Regions from separate parts of the Homo sapiens genome. Here region 2 is linked to region 1. A link is an interaction called in ENCODE POLR2A ChIA-PET data of the cell type or tissue named here. Cell type or tissue: PC-9. All regions are shown on one strand. Each heading gives the region's core, and the rest is flanking DNA. Links, peaks and the distances in the headings are about the cores only. Region 1 has its middle 59 kb from the start of LINC01186. Region 2 has its middle 170 kb from the start of LINC01186.

The links. ChIA-PET counts read pairs that join two places held together with the same protein. Peaks named below come from ENCODE experiments on the same cell type or tissue, not always from the same donor. Only the 100,000 strongest peaks of a DNase experiment are listed, where the experiment ranks them.
Region 2: POLR2A ChIA-PET joins it to region 1 with 5 read pairs; 2 of 35 experiments call an interaction of 5 or more read pairs at or near these places.

What each region holds. Positions count from the first base shown.
Region 1 is chrX:46,265,697-46,271,089 of GRCh38, reverse strand. No RefSeq gene overlaps it. Among named protein-coding and RNA genes, the nearest start is that of LINC01186, 59 kb to the left of the region's middle. In PC-9, for the core only: no CTCF peak of the experiment used is centred there; a DNase peak (open chromatin) is centred at 2,499; H3K4me3 peaks cover 126 bases; H3K27ac peaks cover 3,626 bases.
Region 2 is chrX:46,153,828-46,159,220 of GRCh38, reverse strand. No RefSeq gene overlaps it. Among named protein-coding and RNA genes, the nearest start is that of LINC01186, 170 kb to the left of the region's middle. In PC-9, for the core only: no CTCF peak of the experiment used is centred there; no DNase peak of the experiment used is centred there.

The DNA of each region.
Region 1 (5,393 bases), core at 124-5,123:
TCTTGAAGCCACCTTGTGTCACAGTCAATCAACTAGTCAGGTGCATGTTTTATGACAATTATCAACCTTTATTCTACCGTGACACAAATGACATATATCATACTCCCATGGATGTACTGAAGGTAACAAATGTCTACAGTCCACTGTCTTTCCCACCCAAAAAGGTATGTCAGAAAAAAAGAGTTAGTAGATGTCTTAGCTTGGGTTACAGCAGAAGTAGACCCTGAGACAAGGATTCGAGTGCTAATGATTAATTTGGGTGAGGGGTAGAATATCAGAAAGCACTGGCTGAGGATTGGGGATATGAGGGAGGGAAGCCAACAAAGGGTTTGTATTCCAGCAAGTTACCACCATAGGCAACTGGAGTGCAATACTGCTGGGGAACTCTTGGGGCTAGTGTAAAAGACACACCTCAGAGTTATCTCAACCAAAGGGAAAGGAAACTGGGGTATTTATCTTCCAACTCCCATTCATCATTGGGAGTTAATTAATTCTTTAGAACTTTCATTTTGCCATGCATAAGCCCCTGCATGCTCTGGTAGCCAGCAAAACACTCTCAAGCAGAGAGTCACAGATATTCACAGTAAGCAGCCTTTAGTCTGTAGGGGTGGGGCTCAGGGGATTTGGGTAGGGCACTAACAGGGTCTGCTACAGTGCTAATAGCATTATTATTGGGAAAACTTTGGATTCTGTGTAATAGAAGTAAATAATTCCTATATCTTAATATTTAACTTGTATTAGTAACAGATAACATGATACATCTCACAGGAGGATGAGGCTTACTGCTTTATAACAAACATTTAAAAAAAGACCAAACAAATTATATTAGGGAGTTTGGTGATAGTTCCACTGAGCCAGTAATTATAATAACTATAATAAGGATGTAGTTGGTCAATAGGCTTATACCATCATAATGAGTTTGCAATAGACTCACTTATTATAACAATTCAATAATGATTATATTTATTTGTCTTTCTACTGACTGGTTTCAATATCTTCACAGACCTTCTCCACAGATTTTACAGCTTTTCAGGTGGAAACACACAGTGGCAAGTCTCTCTTGCTGCTCACACAGAGCATGGCCAGTCACACCGTTTCCTGAAAATTTCCTTTTGCTATTGCCTTGATGTTGGCCCTGGCATCCCACTATAGGTAGCTGTCCTCAGCTCCTGAAGCTCTTGTGTAGGTATGGGAATGTCTCCACAGTGCAAGACTGGCAATTTCTCAGAATTCCAGTATTCCAGGGACAGGCAGGAGAGCTAAGGGTCTTCTTCACATACTATAGAGTCTACCCAGGGCTCAAACATTCAGCTCCTTGATGTGCAACCATGTCTAATGCTGAGGCAAGCCCCCTAAACTACTTTGCCTATCTCTCCAATCCTTTTTCCAGGGCACTGTGACCATCACATGTTGCCAATCCTTGGTCTAGGCCCAGTGTTCATGGGACTGAGATGTTTGTTGTACTCAAAATAGGAATGTTTCTCTAGCTAACTTGGGATCTCCATAGACTTCCTTCACAAAGTAAAAATGTTCCCATCTGCTTTTAGTAATCTGCTACTGCCTTCTTCCATATGCTTCCTCTTTCCAATAGACTCTTGCATAAAATATATTATTACTTCTTTGCTGTTTCTGCTGATGCGCTTGGAGGATCTTCATCCTCTCCTTCAAACTTCACATGAACTTTTATCCTGATGTCTCCCAGTTATTTGTGAGAACACATTCGGTTATTTCTCAAGAGCTTGAAGGGTATGAAATATTTCAAGGTGATGATTTCACTTTTGATTTACACATTTTCTCCCCTTCCTTGTTCGTTATCAAGGGGAGCAAGGGGACTTAAGAGAAACCAATTTAGCCTTGATGGGGGCTCTCAGGGACATTAAGATGGCTCACTGCCAGCTCAAGAGTGGCATCTAATCAAGCTGGTGGGGCACAGCACTGAGACAATTTGCGTGGTGGGAAATCCTAGGATTCCTGTGACAAGAGGCTCCATGATTATAGTCATTAATACATTCATGGCCCTAGGCATGGCAAGACTTAGACAACATATGATGGTATTAGTCAAGAGAACTAGCTCCAGGGGATGATGGGTAAAAGCATGGATTTGGAAGTGGATAGATCTAGGTTTGAATCGTAGATCCAGCCTGTAGAATTGTTAGTACTTCAGGGACATGCTAAACCTCAGTTTCCACATCTATAAAATAGGAATAGCAATACTACTTACTATTATTATAGGGTTTTTGGAAAAGTTACATGGGACTTAGCATCATAGTAAATGCTAAAAGATGTCAACTGTATGGTAGGTAGAACTTTTGTCTCAGGTGAGGAATAGGATGGCAAGTCAGGGAAACAGAGGCAAAAGTCATAACATTTAAACTTGGGTCACCACAGCAGGAAGTAGGAACGCTTAGATGTGGGAGAAACATGAGCCATTAGGCTCTACCAGATAGTGGAACTTGGCATCTAACTCACCCATGTTCAAGCAAGTGGCAGGATGACTCAGCAAGTTGATGGAGCTGAGCTTACCTATTAAAGACATGACTAATTGCCCCAGCTAAGAGGACTTTTCATTCTTGCTCCTTTTAAAATAATGATATAGCAAATTTTCACATACTTTTCCTGAACATGGTAACTTTGTCCCATATTAACTTGAGTTCATCTAATCACAGAATGATAGAATTTTAGACTGGGAGGGCCTCAGTGCTACATTCCCTCTGCATCAACCTGGATAGTTACTACCTTGAGGGCAGTCCATTTTATTTATGGGCAGCATGAGTTAATTTTAATTTAATTCAGTAAATCTATTTTATGTGTGTAATATGGGCATAACAATACTCCTGACCTCATAAAACTGAGTGTAGATTAAATGAGAAATTCCATGGCAGAGAGTAAACGTTCAACAATGTTATTATTTAGATGTGCTACCTGTCCTAAGGTGCTCATAAATGTTTCCTCCAATGTGGAGAAATATGTCTCCTGTTAAGTTCCTAAGTGTTCCCTATGTTGCCAGGCAGAATAAATGTGATCCATCAGATATTCGGGGAAGACTCTCATGTTCTCTTTCTCATGCAGAAGAGTCTCAGTTTTCTCCTGTTTTCACTGTGATCTGGCAAGGTACAGTCCTTCCTTAAAGGGAGATAGTGGTTTTGTTTCAGGTGTAGTCCAGCCAGTACAGAGTGCCCTGATGCAGGCACAGCTGATGTCTTGGACAGAAATGCATTGGTGTCCCTTAAGATGGTATTGAACTTGCAATCAAATAAAACCCATTGGTCTTTAAAACTATAAACTGCTACCTACTCTAGGCTAACCCAGCCTTTGAATTAAATGTGGGACTTTGCATTCTGGTTAACTTGCATCCTATCAGTGAGGTCCATCATTTCAGCCTTGCCAGCTATATCTTGATTCTTGATTCCTTCATCTTTTATGTTAACTAGTCCTCCCATCTTTGGGTCATTTGTAAATGATCAAAGTATGTTTATATGTCTTCATCCAAATTATTTAAAACATTTTCAAAAAAAGGAGGAATGTCAAGTACAGCATCCTGAGGTATGCTAGTAGAGACTAATTATCAGATAAGTTGTTCAATGGACCTACCAAGTTGTTTTGCCATTCTTCCAGCATTTTCCACTCAAATCCATACAGAGAATGGGAGAGTCCTTCTCAAAAATTGCAGGATTCAGATATACTGGTTCTAAGTCATTCTACCCTGATGCCCCTGGGTTGAGTTTCATACTTGTTCTCTGCTCCCTTACGTGGTAAGTCTGAATACTCCTTGCATTTACAACATTGTACTATAATTTTTCATTTGTCTGTTCCCTTCTGTCTTTGGATTATGTGCTTTTTTGAGGGCAGGGGTTACATTTTATTTACCTCTATATTTCAGTACCTGGCAACTACAATCCACCAGGTGTACCAGGAGCTCTCTCTCTATATATTAGAAGCTTTATATATTCTTTTAGTTGTGTTAAATTCCACTTATATATTAGTCTAGTTAACTCTTCAAAAAAGAACTGAAATTAGCTTGGCAAGACATTGTTAATAAATGTATATTGAGTCTTGTGCAGAAACATTTTTTAATTGAAACTGTTTTAAAAATCACACTATGAAGGCATCCTTTTAAATAACTGTGTGGCCCGGGCATGGGGGCTCACACCTGTAATCCCAGCACTTTGGGAGGCCGAGGCAGGTGGATCACCTGAGGTCTGGAGTTCGAGACCAGCTGACCAACATGGTGAAGCCCTATCTCTACTAAAAATACAAAAAGTTAGCCAGGTGTAGTGGCACATGCCTGTAATCCCAGCTACTTGGGAAGCTGACGTAGGAAAATAGCTTGAACCCAGGAGGTGGGGGTTGCAGTGAGCTGAGATCATGCTATTACACTCCAGCCTGGGCAAAAAGAGCAAAATACCATCTCTAAATAAATAAATAACTGTGTGATATTCTCTAATAAGCATGTATCATAATTAATTTAACTAATTCCTATTGATGAACATTTAGGTTGCTTTAAATTTGTCTTGGTTTTAAATATCACTGACATGGACATCCTTTATGTAAATCCTTGACAATCTTTGATTTTTTTTTAAAGGATACACTGCTAAAGGATGATTTATTGTGTTAATGAGAATTATAAATTTAAGAATAGAAAGATTATACCAACTTACATTCTCAACATCAGAGAATGAGAATGTTCATTAAAATTTACCTTTAGAAACTTTGGTTTATTTTTAACCCCTAGTGTGACATTTTGTTGATTTTAGAAAGAAACAATTTTATTTTATTATTTTAATCAGCACTTTAAGCTTCTACTGAGATTGGAGGTTAGCTAAATATATCTTCCATTAATTTTCTGTTCATGTCCTTTGGCCATTTTCTTATTTAGCTTCTGGTGTTTTTGAATGTTTTACATATTTACATATGTTAATTAATGTATACAGGAAAATCTGGATTTAGAATGTGATTAAGATGACATTTCATACCATGGGACAGAATATACTGCACAAGAAACAATGGTGTGAAAGGTCTTTCTTCCTTTGAGGAAAAAATAAGCTTGATGTGCACCTTACACCATGCACAAAGTAAAATCCAAGACAGAATAAAGCTAGCTATAAAAACAAAACTATGAAATAATTAGACAAGATAATATTTTTCACATTTAGAATGAAGAGGGACTTTTAAAAACACAAAATTAATTCTTTGAATTCACTAAAGTAAAAGACCACTGCATGTATCTACATTAAACTACAGAACTTCTATACTGCAAAGACACATAGGCAAGCATAAAAAATAAGTGACAGATTGAGAGAAAATATTTGCAACACTGGAAACAGGTACATTTTTAAGATCTAGATATTTAAAGTGCCCTACCAATTGATGAGAAAAAGATAAGCAATCTAGTA
Region 2 (5,393 bases), core at 330-5,329, 110 kb after region 1:
ACTAAACCTTCTTGAAGTTTGTATCATTTGCTTGTGTTGCCCATAAAAATACAGAATAATTTTTAAAAAGAACTGGCAGTGTTCAGTGAGTCGTACTTTGTTCTTCCTAGAAAAACCAGGATCTGTGTCCATATTCTGTCCACCAACTGGTTGGACGAGCTATCAAGCCCTCCATTAAGATGGAGTATTTTTACAGTAAGGCAATATTGTGAAGAATAATGAAGAAATGAAAACACTAGGAAAGAACTTTTTAGTGAGTCTTAACTGTTCTATGTTAGGAACGTTTTGCAAATCTCTTGAGATCTATGGACTTCCATCTCAGAAAAATGCACAAAATCCTGCATACAGCCTCAGGTTTAGGAACTCTCCTGATGCCCATTTATGGGCCCTGGATTAAGAACTCCTACTCTAAAACAATACAGATACAGCCTTTTCAGGGGCCACAGGACAGCCATTTCATTTCCTATTAAAGAACCATCTGACACAAAGGTGAAGAAAAATTTGGGATGTTATTAGCACACAATGTTTATATCTTTTTAATCAACATATGCTAACAGGAAGATACAGTGACTGTGTTCCAGTTGCCATAAAGCTAATCTTTATATACTATGACTCCTTTTAGTCTTAAAACTTGCTTAAGAGCAGTGATGTCCACTATCTTCACTATCTTTTAATATTTTGATGCCTGCGACTCCACTGAGAAGGTGTAAAAAAAAAAAAAAAGGGCAATACACTCCAGTGGGATATTTTGGCCATGACAAGCCTCTGCCCCACTGACCTCTAGCCAAGTTACCCTCTTTCCCATAAAGTTGGGATTTCTTATGACATCAAACTATTCCGAAGGTAAAATTTTGAAGATTCCATACCCAGCCACAAAGCAAATGGTAAAAAACTAACTCCTCATACTTAGTACATACACAGCCTATTTCACACCTAGAATCCTCTCTTCTTTACCTTATTCACCTAAGGTTTCTGGGTCCCCACCCCATTTACTTCCAAGAATGAAAATAAGCAGAAATGGGAAAGATTACTGCAGGAAATGGAGACTGATTTCACCAGTTGAATTAAGGTAGCTGTAACACTCACTCATCTTTAAAGAAATAGCTCAAAAGAAGCTCATCTCTGATAATAACTACAAAATGATGGAATTTTCCACAGTATGTTCCTTTTATAAGATTTTACTGTAGCAAAAGTAGGTGAGTTCTCATAAAGCAACAGCTGAGAATCCAACTATAGATGCAACATATAGCTGCTCGAATGCAAGAACATGCTTTCACTAGATTCTCTACAGATATCTCAATTTAATGTGGTACTTTCTAGATCTACATTATTTTTGCCTCCTCAGATCATGAGGAAGAATGGGAAAGGGAAATTTTCAAAAGCCACAGGTTGCTTCCCAAGCAGTTTCAATGAAGACATGAGACCTAGGCCTGTATTTTCAGTGGGCCCTATCCCACCATTTAAGGTTCCATTTACAGAGGGAGACATTAGCACACTGTGAAACATAGTCACTCACCCAAATTGATCCTGCTGTAGGTAGTTGAATTAGAATTTGAATCCAGGCCCATGTGATCTCGCTACTCATCAGATACCCTGTAATTGTTTCTGGTGAATCTATAAATTATTGGTTTTGAAAGCCATGTTATTGAAGCACCATCAATTTAAAGACTTCAAGATCAACGGTTCTCAGATTTTAGCATGCCTCAGGATCACCTGGAAGGCTTGTTAAAAACTGATTTTTGAGAGCCTATCTAGGGAGGGAGCAAGACTTTGCATTTCTAACAAGTTCCCAGATGATGCTGATGCTGCTGGTCCGGGGACCGAACACTAGGGACTGCTGGACTGGATGATGGAGAGAAGAAGCCTCACTCCGGAGGAAGCTGTCCTCTGCCTCTCACCTGATGGTGCAGCAGGAACTCAGCAAAGCTATTTTCCAGACACACCATTAGATTTTTTTAAAAAAAGAATGTTAACTGTAACATTCACCTTTTCTTCCTGAGGTGAATGATGTACATTTTCCTCTCTCATCTTCTCTTTCGTCTTCTATAGACATGTTTCTTTATAAGTGACACACCTTATTACAATAGAATGTACTTTGTATAATCCTATTGAATCTACATGCTTTTAATAAGTGTAAGGTAAATAATTCTGTTTCCTTTTTATTCTGTCCTGGATAGTGAAAGTAACTTCAGTTTTATGATAGATTTTTAAGTACTCACTGATTTGGTTCCTCTGACATATATATCATTTGAAAAATTCATTTTACTAATTGTGTGTGTGTATATATATATATCACAAAACAAATTGCACTATTTATATTTGCTGATGACAAACTTTGGGAGCAAGTATGGGCAGTCGAGTCTTAAAACTTGAGTGCAAATGAATGAGCTTAATTTATTTAATCTAGAAAGCAATTATTTAGAGATTTAAGCAATTTGGCAGCTGGGTGTGCAGAAGGGGGTGTGGGTGGGACTAACATGTTTTTGCCAAGATTGAATTTTTGCCTAGTGTTTTTGGAATTTCAGGAATCTAATTAAGACATTTGGTAAATTTGCTTCAAATCCCCATAGAACTAATAAACTAGAGGCATTACAGTGTCTGTCAGCTCTGATTTAATGTAGATGCTCAGTGCCTTCAAACTAGATCAAGACTAGAGAGAAGTGCCAAATAGGTGACACTTTCCAAGTAGCCTGCAGATATCTGTTGACATCCGTGTTCCTACCATAGCTCCCTGGGCCAAGAAGTGATGGCTGCTTCACCGCATCCTTTACCTATGTTTCTGAGGGATCCATGGAACCCCTTCCCAATATTATTAGCAGATCTGGGGACACCTGAGGCCCAAGTCACCTTTCTTTTCAACTCACAGTTATAGGAGTCTTTATCCCTTTGCTGCCATGGAACTGCATTTCCCACCCCCTCCCCTTTCATAAGTTTCCTCTCTCTGGGTTTAGGTCTCTATGAAGCTCAAGCTCTGTTGCTGAGCTTAGATGAGTGTAGACTCAAGGACTGGGATGCAGACACTTTGGGGGAACTCAGAACTAAGGGCAAGACATGGTACTATTGCTGCTACATTGTCGGTGAAATTTTTGTAGGCTACCCTAGATACTGCATGAGTTTGTCTAACTTCCTTTCTTCCAGGGAAAATTACACTATAGTTTCCAAATACTGATTTTAAAATGATCTTTTGGAACAAAATTTCAGTATTATTTCTCTAGGAATAATACCCTTTCTCTTTCCCTTTTGTATAAATTTGTTCTTTTATTCTCACCTTGTTTCAAACATTTAACTTCTTGCTAAGGATCACTGTTAAGTTGTGAGCTGCTAATATTTAATTTAATCATAATTTCTGAAATATTATAATCATAATGCTATTCCATGTTACTTCCCTAATTAGACTGATACATCAATTGGCAGTTCTAGAACTGCAGTAAAGTCTTAGCTTAAGAGTCTGCTTATGCTCTTATTTAAACAATAAAAAGAGAATCTGAAGAACAGCACAACAGAAATGTGAGTATGGGGGTGTCTTGGTTGGCCTGGAACTGACACTTAAGTATGTTAGCTCATGCAATTAGACAGCACACCCAAAGTCCTCAATGAACCGGATTGAATAAAGTTTTCTAACTTCAAGGACATGCTCAAGAACACTTAAATGCATGTGCCATTTCATGATTGCCCTATAGCCCAGGAGCTAAATGTAAAAGAACTCTGGAGCTCAATACAGAATTAGAGAATTAGACACATACAGATGAAATGGGGATGGAAGTGATCAACGGAATTTAAAAGGAACAGCAGCATTGCCATTAGAAGGAGAAATCACCATGGGTGGATATAGCTGAGCAAGGTAGGTTCAATTTAGCACAAAACAGTGCTTGAAGTGGTTGTGGCTTCAGGAACAATGCAAGACTGAGTTTGAATGCTACCTGATCCATCCTGCCATCCCATCCTCTTCTGCCACTTCACTCCTTCTTGAGCAATTGTTGTTTTGGAAAAGAGAAGAAAATGTTAAGAGAGGAGCCCCAAGACTTCTTAAGCAGGACACAAAAAGCAATGACTATAAAGGGAAAAATGACAAGTTGGAGCTATATTAAAATTAAGAACTTTTGTACCTCAAAAGCTATCACTAAGAGTAAAAGCCAAGCCACAACCTGGGAGATGATATTTATGGTACATGTATACAGCAAAAGACTCCTTTTTAGATGACATAAAGAAATACTATACATTTCTAAGGAGAAGATAGCCAACCCAATAGAAAAATGAGTGGAAGACTTGAACAGACTCTTTACAAAGGAGGATAACAAAAGGATAAATAGACATCAACAGGAGATCAACATCCTTAGTCACCAGGGAGAGGCAAATTCATACTATAATACAATGTCTCTATACACTCATCAAAATAACTGAAACAAAAAACAAAAAATGCCAAGTGTTGTGGCATCGCAAATATGTGGAGCAACCACATCTCTCATACATCACTGATGGGAATGTAAATTTGCACATCCAATTTAGACGGCCATATCTACTAAAGCTGAATATACCTACATTATGATAGAATGATTTCCCTCCTAGATGTATACTCCTAGATATATACTCAACAAAAAATCACACATATATTCACCCAAAGGCATATCCAAGAATGTTCATAGCAGCACACTCATAACAACCCAAACTAGAAAGTACCTGTGGTAGTTAATTTTACATCAACTTAGCTGGACTACAGGGTGCCCAGATATTTGGTCAAACATTATTCAGGGCATTTCTGTGAGGGCATTTTTTAATGAGATTAACATTTAAACTAGTAGACTCAGTGAAGCAGATTGCCCTCCCTAATATACGTGGGCCTCAACCAATCAACTGAAGGCCTGAATAGAGCAACTTGACCCTCCCCTAAGGAAGAGGAAATCCCTCTTGTCTGATGGCCTTCAAACTGAGATATCAGGGGTTTTTTTTCCTTCATTTAGACTCAACTTGAAACATAATCATATAAGTTCTTCTTGGGTCTCAAGCCTGCTGGCCTTCAGACTGGAATGACACTATCAGCTTTCTTGATTCTCAGGCCTTCAGACTCAGACTGGAACTAAATCATCAGCACTCCTGAACATCCAGCTTGGCTCACTCTGAAGATTTTGGGACTTGCCAGCCTCCATAATCACCCTTTCCTTAAAATACATCTCTATCTCTCTCTTTAAATATATATGTATATTGTTAAACCAATAGGAGATATATATATCTCTCTTATTGGTTCTGTTGGTTCTGTTTCTCTAGAGAACCCTAATACAACATACAAATACTCATAAAGGGAAGAATAAATTAATTGTAGTATTTTCACACAATGAAATACATGGCAGCAATGAGAATGAACAAGCCACAATCACCAATACAAATATCTACACACA